Linked DNA regions of Homo sapiens: region 2 is linked to region 1. Evidence: chromatin contacts called from ENCODE POLR2A ChIA-PET data. All regions are on one chromosome and are shown on one strand. The core of a region is the stretch at or near the end of the contact, and the rest is flanking DNA. Distances in the headings are between cores, read along the strand shown. Region 1 holds the start of SNURF (SNRPN upstream open reading frame). Region 2 holds the start of SNHG14 (small nucleolar RNA host gene 14).

Region 1 (2,597 bases), core at 68-2,567:
TTATTTTATGTGAATATGTATCAATGAACTATTAGAAATTGCAATGTTTTTGTAGGTCAAAACAATTCAATATTGACAATTTTATATGATTCAGCCTAATACATCATTTTTTCCATCAGCCATATTGCATGTTATTATTTATATATACGTTTATTTAGTTAGCCTATCTGTTCTCTGTGAGGAACATTACACAGTTTCTGAGATTTTGTTACGATAGAAGTCAGCATTGATAAGCCTCTGCGCACCTGTTTTAATGTAGGATCATTGGGAACTGAGCAGTAGCTTACAGGGCTTGGGAGGGGATTTAACCATTTAGTCAACCTCCACTCACATCACCCTCCCTTCTTCGATAATGGGCAATTGAGAAAGGGCAAATGTGTGTAAAAACTATGCAGATGCAGTTTCAGGATTATTTTCTTCTTTTCTGCAGTGTCTTTTCCCAAGCTACATCAGCGTCTAAATTTTGGAGTTACTGATGCTTCCGTTATTTCTGCAGATAGAATATTATGTCGTAAATAATGTTTACTTGTCCATTAGTATTATATAAAAGTGCCTGTTTCTCCCCACTCCAGCTATCATTGATTATTGGTAAAAATTTTAATGTATCCAATTCTAATAGGCAAAGAAAGGCTCTCCTACTTAGATCTTAGGTGGGGGTCTAAGTTCATATTTTTGTTTTACAAAAATTGAATAGCCAGTGTTTTTGAGTTGAATGATCTATCCATTCCGTATAGGAGAGTTTAATTATATTGTGATTTTGGGGGAGATAATTTTCACAATTTACCCCCTCAAAATGTAGAAAGTAGAAAAAGGGTAGAAAAATCGCACCAAATTTGAACAATGTAGCATGCTTTTAGAGTTAGGGATATTTTCTTTTGGAAGGATTTCAAGTCTGGCGTATTTGCATTGATTGTGGTTATGGCGCATTTAACTTTTCCAAACCAGCTTTTTTGTACCGCACATAGGAAGACCTGAGGGTGAGTGTAAATTAGGATTGTTTGGCCAGTGGTGTGTGCAAAAATTTATTGTAGAACCAAGAATTATTTCTTTAGTATTTTACACATTTTAAAAAACAGGTAGACATGTCCATTGATCCCAGGTTGCTTATGGTTTCTAGAGGCCCCCTCTCATTGCAACAGTGCTGTGGGGCCCTAGGGGTCCAGTAGCCCCCTCCCCCCAGGTCATTCCGGTGAGGGAGGGAGCTGGGACCCCTGCACTGCGGCAAACAAGCACGCCTGCGCGGCCGCAGAGGCAGGCTGGCGCGCATGCTCAGGCGGGGATGTGTGCGAAGCCTGCCGCTGCTGCAGCGAGTCTGGCGCAGAGTGGAGCGGCCGCCGGAGATGCCTGACGCATCTGTCTGAGGAGCGGTCAGTGACGCGATGGAGCGGGCAAGGTCAGCTGTGCCGGTGGCTTCTCTCAAGAGACAGCCTGGGGAGCGGCCACTTTTATTCATCAGATATTCCAAGTTTTTAGGACTTGGAGTACTGAATAAACGGAATTTGGGCCCTAAAGTCCTTTGTTCTGGAGAACCAGATCCGGAATGTTCAGAGGCTTGCTGTTGTGCCGTTCTGCCCCGATGGTATCCTGTCCGCTCGCATTGGGGCGCGTCCCCCATCCGCCCCCAACTGTGGTGTCGCGACAGGTCCTATTGCGGGTGTCTGCGGTGGGAAGGGCGGTGGTGACTGGGAGCATGCGGGGTAACCGCAGTGGGCAAGGGACATGGGTGGAGGTGGGTACATCAGGGTGATTGCAGTTCCGTGTGGCGAGGGTACGTGGGGGGACCAGTGCATAGGGATTTTAGGCGGAGGTAGGTATATTGGAGTGATTGTGGCGGGGCGAAGGTACGTGAAGTGATCGGTATTTAGGGGGTGTTGAGCGCAGGTAGGTGTATAATAGTGACCACTGCGTGGTGGAGCAGGGTACGTGGGGCGACTGGGGGGGGAATTCGTCGCAGTGACCGAGGCGAGGAGGCTATGGCAGTGGACCAGGGGGATGAGTCGGTGTGACAGTGGTGGGGGTTGTGTTGGTGGTCGCGGCGCGGGGAGAGTCCGTAGGAAGTGGCTGGGAGGTAGGGGGAAGGCGGCGACAGTGGGTATTGGCGGCGGTGGGCATTGGCAGCGGGTAGGCATGGCGGTGGTGGACTTTGGCGGCGGTAGGCATGGCGGCGGTGGGCATGGCATGGAGGCGGTGGGCATGGCGGCCGCGGGGCCTGTCGCTGTCCGGAGTGACTAAGGGACGCTGAATGATTGCTGTGTAGAGGAGGGGGCATCAGAAGGGGCAGTAGCACAGTCCGCAGCCTTTAATTTTCCTGTGACCTGCGATGGTCATCTGGTTTGCCTACTGTGGTGGTGGTGCTTTTTTATTAAAACTGCGCAATGCCTACACTGCCGCAGGGGCTGCAGAAATGCGTGGAATCCTTGCGTACCCTTTAGGAACCCTCGCTTTAGAGGCTATGGCATAAGAAGACTGGAATGATGTGCAGAACTTGCATTTACAGATCTTTTGACTGATAGGCCAGGTGATGCCTGGGGGTTACTTTTTTTTCATTGTTTCTCTCTGTTGGGAACCAGGTCTTGGAAGGCTATGTCGAAATAACC
Region 2 (2,597 bases), core at 62-2,561, 130 kb before region 1:
CACCGTGTTAGCCAGGATGGTCTCGATCTCCTGACCTCAGGATCCTCCCGCCTCGGCCTCCCAAAGTGCTGGGATTACAAGTGTGAGCCACCGCGCCGAGCAGCAATACCTTTTTTAACGTGATTTGCTTATATTTGCATCTCATTGGAGTGATATAAAACAAATATCCACATTTATATATGTCGAAAAGAGTTATTGTCATTAATTGTGAGGTAAAAATTATAAGGTGTAGGAAGTATTTGTACCATATCTTGTCAATGATTTTATTCCTTTACTATGGCGTAAAATAATGATGTATTTTACAATTGATACAAAAAATATATTTAAATTACTTAGAAAACACTGTCAATATTAGCATACTGATGTTGTGATTAGTATAGACCTGATATTTATCTACAGGCATTATGTATCATTAGTTCATTCATTTCTCCCAAAATATCAAAAGGTAGGTTCTATTACCACTCCTAAGTACAAGTTCTGAATTTGAGCTAAAGCCCTGCAAAAAAAGGGCTGTCTCCATAGTCCTTGCTCACATAAACTATGTTAGAAAATGTTTTTCTGTTAAATTGTGAATACATTGTAGGTCTAATTTAATAAATCTTATGCTAGCCTATAGTCATGAAGATATTTTCCTAACATAGGTTGTAAATACTGTATTAAAAGGTATTTATATTTGGGTCTATGATGCACCTGCAATTAATTTTATGTGTAATGTGAAGTTAAAGGTACATTTAACTTCCCCCAATGAACATTAATTTCCTAGAACATTGATTGTAAAAGCCATCTTTCTACTAATAACTGCTCTTATTAATTATTTGCATTTATATTATTTTGTCTGTTTTGAGCTTTCCTTTATTTCATTGGTTCACCTTTCTATCTGTGCAAATATTACATTGTCTTAATTACTAAGAGTCTTCATTTAATACAAGAATTTTCCATCCACAGCCCTTTAGCCTATCTACTGTGGTGTTCTAAAAGGAAGAAAGAGGCTAGTAAATCCTGGATACTTTGCTCCTACACCAATATTCCCAGCTGTACCTTGAAATAAAAGGATTTAGAACTTTAGAACATTGCTGTTGTTGCTTATGTCTCTAATGTTCTCTTGAATCTTGACAATCCCCGAACACTGCTCCCCGCTTTATTTGTTTAGTCCAGTCCCAGTGAAATAAATTAGATGTCAAGGCTCCTCATTATGGTTGCCTGGTTTTTGGAACCTGGGGTACTTTGTACTCCTCCAGCAACAGCCAGAGGTGGCAGAGAGCTGTCAGTCATCCCTGGGTGCCTCCTGCGCAAGCGCAGTTGTCCTCCTGCGCCGACCTCGAATGCGGTCCTCCTGCTGCAGACCACGCCCACCAAGGGCTGGCCGCAGCCACTGTAGCTGAGCTCAGAGCCTTCTGTGTGGTTTGCGGGGGCAAGGTCAGCTGCCCCCTGCCCTCTCTCTGGGGCTATTTGAGGAATGCGGCCTTTTTGCATAAGAAAGGCTTTTCTCTACAGTAACTGTGGTCGCTGATCAATGACACCTTCCTGGTAACATTTCATATTGCTTTTTTGGAGGTGGGGGTGCAGATATCTTTAAAACTTGCATGCGATTGTCTTTCTTTTAATCACATAAACATCATTTAAAACCAATTCATATTTTGTATTGTATATTAATGCCTTTCATTCCTGTATTTTAAAATGCTATCATAATCATTTTTCGAAATACATATTTAATTATTTTCATCTGTTCAATCATCTTTCTTTAGTAATTAAATGAAAATAGCACTTTATTAAGAAAGACAAATGTTACATATTCTCTGTTTTAGTGTTTTCCAGAAATTTGCTATGAAATACGACTGGTTGAAAAGGAGAGGGTCAGAGACTTTCCTGAGAGCCACAGGACAAAATTTACTTACAATCGCAGGCTTAAAGAAGCTATGATAGTTTAAATTACGTGGCTTAGTTTGTTCTTATTGTGGAAGGTGCACAAGGAATTAATTTGTGTAGACAGAACACTGAGAGTCCCATTCTGAATGCAGAGACAGCTACTTTGCTACCGTGCAAATGAGTGTCGTCATATTGTTTGTTTTTCTCCTTACCCAAAAGCTATAGACATTGGCTTGCATATTTGAGTATTTTCACTTTGGTTTTGTAAATGGCTGCTTGACTTGCCTTCCTACAGAAAATCCATAATACAGAGATGTATTATTTTCTTACTCCTTTATGAGTGATTAGTTTGCACTGAAATAAAAATGCCACTCAGGAAATGTCATACATCTTCAAGCAGCATATATTTTAATAGTATCATCTTGTAGAAAGGGAATTACAATCTTTATTTCTTCTATATCAATGAGCAAACTACTTTTTTAATTTTTATATGTTCATTTTTATTGACTTAGTCAATAGTTTACCTACTTTTTAGGTTTTACGTGCTCCATTAATGTCCATTGTTTTAGGCTGAACCTTTGACACTCCTCATATATCGTTTGTATGAGACTAGATGGCAAGTAAAGATAGGATTCCTCACCCTAGGTTAAACACTAACTTCCTCTTGAAGAAACAACTTAGGAGTCCAAAAAGCAGGCTAGGAATTGTTTAGGTTCTGCAATACGAATTGT

Evidence for each region. ChIA-PET counts read pairs that join two places held with the same protein, here RNA polymerase II (POLR2A).
Region 2: POLR2A ChIA-PET joins it to region 1 with 11 read pairs in WTC11. The contact joins the promoter of SNHG14 here to the promoter of SNURF in region 1. POLR2A ChIA-PET finds 5 or more read pairs at or near these places in 3 of 52 experiments (IMR-90 and WTC11).

Annotation. Positions count from the first base shown.
Region 1 is chr15:24,953,670-24,956,266 of GRCh38, forward strand. SNURF (SNRPN upstream open reading frame) reads left to right here and starts at 1,318. Exons shown (of 3, transcript NM_001394334.1): 1 at 1,318-1,393. The coding sequence starts at 1,380. SNRPN (small nuclear ribonucleoprotein polypeptide N) reads left to right here and starts at 1,318. Exons shown (of 10, transcript NM_003097.6): 1 at 1,318-1,393. The region is part of intron 4 of SNHG14 (small nucleolar RNA host gene 14); the gene reads left to right. RefSeq lists enhancers at 1,733-2,298, 2,299-2,597.
Region 2 is chr15:24,822,297-24,824,893 of GRCh38, forward strand. It overlaps SNHG14 (small nucleolar RNA host gene 14), which reads left to right and starts at 1,312. Exons shown (of 148, transcript NR_146177.1): 1 at 1,312-1,527. It also overlaps a transcript of SNRPN not described here.